Linked DNA regions of Homo sapiens: region 2 is linked to region 1. Evidence: read pairs that join two places in POLR2A ChIA-PET (ENCODE). Cell type or tissue: A673. All regions are shown on one strand.

Region 1 (4,000 bases):
CATAATGTAATAGGAGCATCTCCTCCAACAACAACTTATTAATACTACCAAGTCTTCTTTCCTTCTTTCTACTTAACTGGGTAAATTTGGGGGTGGAGGTGCTTATAATTACCGAATATACTGAATATAATTACTGATACTGATAGTATCAAATACTATCCAGTGACTTAAAGTACAAAACAATTTTCATTTCTTAAAAAAAAAAAATTCCGATTTTTTTAACATTTGGCAGGAATAAATTAATTCTGTGGCTTCTGAAGGAAGAAGTGCTTTGAAAGCTTAATGGGGAGTGGGCTGCCTCTCCGACTGACTTATTCACCTGCTTTAACACCTAACTCCAAAGTCGCACATAAGGGTTAGAGAATGAGTTTTCAACTATGACAAAGAAGGAGCATTGGCTTTGCTTCATCTATGGTTGCTCTAGTGATACAGCAAATACTCTGCAAATTCTGAATGAAGTCAGCTGATTTTTCCCATTAACAGAAAGAACTTATGGAAGCACAGAAAATATTAAGGCACAGGCTGCAGCACTACGTACTACTTCCAGTCCCATACCTCTGTCATACCCCAGTATCCCATCGCCTCAGTTCTGAGTCATGCGAGAGTCACTAAGAGACAAGAAATAAGCTCTCTGAGGGCAAAAGCAGCTGAGCCAAGTGTGGCTTCACCTCTGTCTTGAAACGATACTCAGCACAGTGTCTCAAAAAAACAGTAGGCACTCAAAAAATGTTTCTGGAATGAACAGACTACACTTGATGATTTTCTCTAATGGAGACTTCAATTTCTGTTTCAAGCTAAGAGAGCACCTATTTAGAAAACTGATGGTCTACCCCCACCTCACTGTATTTCTAGTATCTAGAAACCTATCCCATTCTTTACTATTAACCGTAACTAACAACCATATTCCTTTCATTTATGAAATATTCAAATGCAAAAGCATTTGTTGGTGAAAACAAACGTGGGATTCTTATTTATTGACTTACAGAAAAATTACTCAAAAATCCCAGTTACTTACCAGCAACTTATTTTTCTTTGAAAATGTATCATCCTTGACAGTTTACATAATTAAGTCTCATGTCACTCAGAGTAGTGAAAAGAATTTTTACCTCATGGGTCTCCACATTTCACCTGGTCAGAGCCATGTGTCCTGGACTCAGGAACTTACTAGGAGACCTTTATCAACAAATTAGATTCTCTAATTCCAGTTCCAACTTGAGGATCACACAAGGAAGTTAGAGATGATTCATCATCAATGGTTTAAAAAAAAAGGGGATGGGGGGGACTAGAATCATTACCAAGGATGCTACATTTTCAGAGAAACACAGCTTACTGGTAAGTAACCAGGTTCCTCTGAGGATGGATAGACTTACATCAACCAGCTGGTACAATAGGCGACTGTGTGGCTGGACCACTGGGAGCTGGAGAGGGAAGTCAAGCCAAAAATAGTAGTTGTAGGAGTACACAACCAAACTGAGACTCTTGGCAGAAGGCTGGTTCCAAGTAAAAACTGTGTTATGGAAAATCGTAGAGGGAAGAGCAGGTGAATGGCCTGCAGGGAAGGGAAAGAAATTAACACACCCTACTATGTGCCAAGCACTGTGCTAGAGACTTTACCAAAGTTAGCTTCTTTAAATTTCACAACTACCCTGTGAGGTAGGTATGACTCCCCATTTTACAGTGGACATCCCAAAGACAACAGCCATGGCCGTCCTGCCTCTGAATAATCTTTAACATGAGAAAGGCTAAGTCCAACTTCCATATAGTAGGGGAAAACATACAATCAATTAGCCAAGTAAAAAATATTCTCAGATACTGGTTGGTCCATTTATTTCATGCCAGAGACATAGTAAACTGTTGACATTGTCTAACATCCTGTAGCCTTTCCATGTGACAACAGCGAGGAAGGTGCAGGAAGGTCGGCACTCCAGGAAAGGAAGAGTCAGAAGAAAGCATCAGCTGTCACCAAGTCTAGAGAAAAGCTGGGGGTGATTTCTGAAACTACCCTATATTCTGCAGGACTTGAGGAAAGAAAAGATAACACGCCCAAGTTTTAAATTAGCTAGCCCTTCTGGTGAAAATGACCGTGTATATAATTTAAGTTCAGGCTACTTTTATGCAAAGTAAGTACTGAAGAAAAACTGCAATGAGATAAATAGCAAATTTGGATAAAGTAAAGAGAAGCTCAATAATGGAAGTGAATTCATAATCAGGTTGAGAAGGCAAAATAGGAGAAGGGAGATTGAAGACGACACTTGAAAAGAAATGAGTCGCTCCAACAGGAGAGAGGCAGAAACAAAAACGGAAGAAAAAACCCCATTAAGATATTGACACAGATGTATTTAATGAAAGCAACTAATCAAGTGTTGGAGTTAAGAAATGAAAAAGAGTAATTCATATCAGATTGTAAATTATTTCAGTTTGTGTTGTTCAGTATTTGTTACAGACCAATTCCACATTGGGTGAAGAACCTCTACCCTACAACACAAGGGTATTTGCTTCTCAGTTCACTTTTATCCTGTAATTAACGGTTTCTACATTCCAAGGGGCGGGGAATGATAACACAGCATTTAACATAGGACATTTGGAATACAGTATCGGGAAGTTTAGACTCCTTTTTTTTTTTTTTTTTTTTTTGAGACAGGGTCTAGCTCTTGTTGCCAAGGTTAGAGTGCAGTGGTGCAATCATGGCTCACTGCAGCCTCAAACTCCTGGGCTCAAATGATTATCTCACCTCAGCCTCCCGAGTAGCTGGGACTACAAGTACGTGTCACCACATCTGGCTAATTTTTTTATTTTTTATTGAGATGGGATCTCACTATGTTGCTCAGGCTGGGAGGAAATTTAGATCCTTAAAGCTCTTCCCCGCATCCTACCTTCAGAAGCCGGGCCCTGAATGAAAGGAATCACAAACATGCAAACCTACTTAATCCTAGGTTAAAATCCTGAAGGGCTGTTAAGGTAAATCATTCCCTCATCTGCAGCTTTGCGGAAAAACTCCAGTTTTGCTAAGTACTGGAGATCAGAAACAGAATAATCATCACAGGTAGTAAGCACTCAAAAAAGTACATGAAGCAGGTAACAAGAGTGATGTTCATCCACCACATGTAAATTCAAATTTCTAATTCAATAACAGTCCTGTGAGTAGAAAAAAGAACAATTTCTGTCATTGGGGGAAAAATCAACTAAAATGGAACAGAGAGTATTATATAAATCTATAGTTTATATAGGCTGTGGCAGTAAAATTGTTTTGAAGCCTTGCTTAAATCAGTGGATCTGGGTTTAATACTACAAAGTAGTAGAGGTTCAAGTGAGTGGGCAAGACCAGGCGCAGTGGCTCAGGCCTGTAATCCCAGCACTTTGGGAGGCCAAGGTGGGCGGATCACTTGAGGTCAGGAGTTCAAGACCAGCCTAGCCAACATGGTGAAACCCTGTCTTTACTAAAATACAAAAATTAGCCAGGTGTGGTGGTGCATGCCTGTAGTCCCAGCTGCTCTGGAGGCCAAGGCACAAGAATAGCTTGAACCCAGGAGGCAGAGGTTGAGGTGAGACAAGATGACGCCACTGCACTCCAGCATGGGTAATAGAGCAAAACTCTGTCAAATAAGGAAGGAAGGAAGGAAGGAAGGAAGGAAGGAAGGAAGGAAGGAAGGAAGGAAAGTGAGTGAGCAAGATGGCACAGGCTGTGGTTTCTGAAGGGAAACACTTCAGGTCTTGCTCGAGTGGTAGAACTGCCCAGGAAACCACCAACCAAGAAGGCTGATTCTGCTGATCTTCAAAAACAAGTTTACAACTGCCCCTCACTATTCATTAATTACTCAGTAAATAGTGTTGAAACAACCAGGAAACTAAAAAGAACAAAATTAAAAACCAAATCCCCTACCCATTCTTTACACCAAAGGAAATTCCTGATGGGTTAAATGATATTAGAATATAAAAATGAAAACAGAGAACTAAAGGAAAGATAGGTAGATAATTTATAATCTTGAAGTGAAGAAAGACT
Region 2 (4,000 bases), 810 kb after region 1:
TGGTATGCACCTGTAGTCCCAGCTACTTGGGAGGCTGAGGCAGGAGAATCGCTTCAACCTTGGAGGCGGAGGTTGTAGTGAGCCGAGATCGCGCCACTGCACTCCAGCCTGGGTGACAGAGTAAGACTCCCTCTCAAAAAAAAAAAAAAAAAAAAAAAGTCTAGAGTTACTGTTCAGGGGTTTGCTGGCATCTCAATTTCATCTGTCTTTGAACAATTTTGATTTCTGATTTTAATCAGCAAGTTGAGCAAATAATAAAATAATCCCCAGCTGCTCCAAGTAAGACATCAAATGCAGAATTCAACAGCACTAAATGCAGTAGAATTTAACTGTTTCCACCCTCCTTAGACAAGTGCTGTCGAGAAATCACTTCTGCACACATTCCCCAGATTTTTGGTGCTATAAATCAGAATAGTCGTGATTATTTTTGTGTTGAAGCCTCTACCTTCAAGGTGTGACTTTGTAATTGACTCTGTTGGTATGCTAAGATTTTCTCAAATTATAGATCAAAAGAAAAACAGAGGGTGTGGTGAGGTAAGAGGCGGAGCAGCGCTGGAACAGGGGCAGCAGGAGAAGCAGGGCTGTCTTTAGCTGGCAGAGGAGGTGCAGAAGACTTCATGTTAGGTATAGTTTGGGTTCTACAAATCTTCCATGGATCCCCGTGACCATTCCTGGGGGTCTCACTCTTTCCAGATCAAAGCCCTAGATGTTCTTTTTAATTAATTAAATAATTAATTTGAGACACAGTCTTGCTCTGTCACCCAGGCTGGAGTGCAATGGCATGATCTCGGCTCACTGCAACCTCTGCCTCCTGGGGTCAAGCAATTCTCCTGCCTCAGCCTCCTGAATAGCTGAGATTACAGGTGTCCATCACCACACTCAGCTAATTTTTGTATTTTTACTAGAAACAGAGTTTCACCATGTTGTTCAGGCTAATCTCAAACTCCTGACCTCAAGGATCCACCTTGGCCTCCTAAAGTGCTGGGATTACACGCATGAGCCACCGCACCCGGCCCAGAGTCCTAGATGTTCACACTAGGAAGGCTGTAATTGAGCAATCTTGCAGAATCAAACACTGCCTTTGGCTCTCTGCTAAGCCTCATGGCTGCTAGAAAGGAGAGATTTTGGTTCTTTTCATTGGACTTTTTGTTGTTTCTTTCTCTAAGCTATCCCAGTACATCAGCTACACTGCCAGCTTCCAGTTCAATAACAAGAAGCAAATGTGTATCTGGAAGCCTGGTCCCTAGTGGGCACTTCATTCCAGATGACCACTAGCAGTAATTTTCTTAGTTATTTTGCCAGTGTGGGCTATAGGTTATACCATATTCCCAGGCCCAAAGATTAACTGGATTGCCTCCAAATTTAGCCTCAGCCAGTCTGGATAATCAATACCATTTTCATAATGGTCTGTTGCCTGAAACCCACTCCTAACACCAACTTATGTAGCAGGTAGAAAATCTGGGTACACAGCCAGGTGCGGTGGCTCACGCCTGTAATCCCAGCACTTTGGGAGGCCAAGGTGGGCGGATCATGAGGTCAGGAGATTGAGACCATCCTGGCTAACATGGTGAAACCCTGTCTCTACTAAAAATACAAAAAATTAGCCGGGCATGGTTGCAGGCACCTGTAGTCCCAGAGTACTCGGGAGGCTGAGGCAGGAGAATGGTGTGAACCCTGGAGGCGGAGATTGCAGTGAGCCGAGATCGTGCCACTGCATTCCAGGCTGGGCGACAGAGCGAGATTCATCTCAAAAAAAAAAAAAAGAAAGAAAGAAAAGAAAATTTGGGTACAAAACCAGAAGCTAGCTTTGACTACCTGAAACAGACAAGGTGACTGTTGTCAGGCAGTTCCTAACACTGAAAGAAAGCCTGGAACAAGAGGCTTAGGAGTTGGGCAGGATCCCAGAGGCACTTGGCAGCCAGGCTTTAGTCAGAATCACACCGGCACAACGGGCTGTGAAGAGAGACTTCACACTGTTCTGAGCATTAAGGTGTAGGGGAAAAAAGAGAGTGACTCCATACTGGATCCATGCCAGAGCTACCGCACCAGCAAAATAAACTCTAAACTCTTTTCATTTCTGTGTCTCACTCACTTGATTACCAAAGTCTGAGTGATGAATTCCCCTACGCAAGCTCGCTGGAGATGTCAGACAGCATCTCCATCTGCCGGAGACCCTCCATGCACCCAAGACCAGCTGTGTCAGAACAGCCAGGTGGCAGGGCTGCTTGCACTGCCCCTGCCACCAGCTGGAGGGGTTTCTCTTGCCCTAGGCCCTATACAAAGCCTTTCGGGTGGGAGCAGCACACCATGGGTAGTAACTGTGGTCTCTCAAGCCACCTCTGATGGTGGTGGCAACCAGGGCAAGGTGCAGGATGTGGTCTTTTCTGGGATATTCTGATGTTACTCAAATTACTGGATCTCCAGGAGCTTCACAGATGCAGCAGAGCCACCAATAATCCCAAATTATGTGGATATTTCCCACTCCTCCATGTAGTTTCCAGGCAAATAGCTGAAGGGCCTAATATGGGAAATCGGGCAGAAGGATTCACTGTCCGTGACTGGATATTTTGGCAGAGTCCTTTTCTCAAGCTTGGCTTCCCTATCATCAAGGGAGGCAGGTTCTTTGAGCAGATTCAGACCTGGGGAATGGGTCAGAGGTCAGGAACCTCCATTGTGCCAGCTATGGTGGTAGTTCAGGTCTACACGTCTAGGGGACCACGATGGGCTCCCCATTCTCCGGCCGAAAATCCTTACCACTGATGAGTCACAGCCAAGACCTGTGTGGCACAGACCACGGAATAACACCCAAACTTCACTTCGGGGTAAAGTATCACAGTGCTTGGCCTCTGACACCCTAGAATCCTCCCAGCCCCACTGAAATCAGGGGCTCCCTTTCCACTATCATCCCTCTCACTAGCATCTCTGTCCACACAGAATGGCTACCAAAATTATTTTCAAGAATGTAGAAGTGCTGCCAGGTGTGGTGGCTCATGCCTGTAATCCCAGCACTTTGGGAGGCCGAGGCGGGCAGATCACGAGGTCAGGAGATCGAGACCATCCTGGCTAACATGGTGAAACCCCGTCTCTACTAAAAATACAAAAAATTAGCCGGGCGTGGTAGCGGGCACCTGTAGTCTTAGCTACTTAGGAGGCTGAGGCAGGAGAATGGCATGAACCCAGGAGGCGGAGCTTGCAGTGAGCCAAGATTGTGCCACTGCACTCCAGCCTGGGCAACAGAGTGAGACTCCGTCCCAAAAAAAAAAGAATGTAGAAGTGCCACACATCTATGTATTTTTCAAGCCAGGGCAAGTTACATGTGATAAATCCACTCCAGCTTACCTACCCCCTGAAGTCTATGGATTCTTTCTACATTATAGCAAGAAATCCCTAGTATCTCAAATGCATTTAGAATTGGCCTCCTGTGAATCCAGGCTTAGGTCCACCAATTGAGCAAACAGGTTTATCCCAGCTGCTCCAGCTATGGTGTTTTAAATAGAATTTTAATTGGGTACCCTCCTAATAAAAAAATTCAGACTCATTTAAAATTATACTCTTTCTACTTTATAAAATACTCCAAGAATCCACATCTACATATGTTCTTGAGGTTTTTGCTGACATACATTAGTCAGTTGGAAATCATTTTGGTGTGTGAATCTTCGTCTCTCAGCAACAGGTGCCCAGGCTCAGCTGAGATCTTACTCTCACCGTAGGTCAAGAGACAATGAGGGGTGGGGAAATTGATCTCCTGCAGTGAAAACCCTTCCCTCTGGGCTGGTCGGCTTTCAGGCAGGAAGAAGGGGCAGCCTTGGACATTAGGTAGAGTTGGTGATTTGGGATAAATCAAGTCTTCCAAATGTTCCCATAAGTCCACCTTACAATTCCTGAAGTTCCACTCTCTTAATCACTGACCTGTTTTCAGCTGGGAGAGTGAGGGAAGCTGCCAATTCCACGGACATCAAAGTTTGGCACCCACAGGGATCAGCCTTGGCTCTCATTTTCA

The links. Peaks named below come from ENCODE experiments on the same cell type or tissue, not always from the same donor. Only the 100,000 strongest peaks of a DNase experiment are listed, where the experiment ranks them.
Region 2: POLR2A ChIA-PET joins it to region 1 with 5 read pairs; 2 of 35 experiments call an interaction of 5 or more read pairs at or near these places.

The regions. Positions count from the first base shown.
Region 1 is chr7:148,835,452-148,839,451 of GRCh38, forward strand. All of the region lies in intron 3 of EZH2 (enhancer of zeste 2 polycomb repressive complex 2 subunit), which reads right to left. Among named protein-coding and RNA genes, the nearest start is that of EZH2, 47 kb to the right of the region's middle. In A673, no CTCF peak of the experiment used is centred here; a DNase peak (open chromatin) is centred at 3,700; H3K27ac peaks cover 2,259 bases.
Region 2 is chr7:149,640,868-149,644,867 of GRCh38, forward strand. No RefSeq gene overlaps it. Among named protein-coding and RNA genes, the nearest start is that of TRC-GCA12-1, 4.2 kb to the right of the region's middle. In A673, no CTCF peak of the experiment used is centred here; no DNase peak of the experiment used is centred here.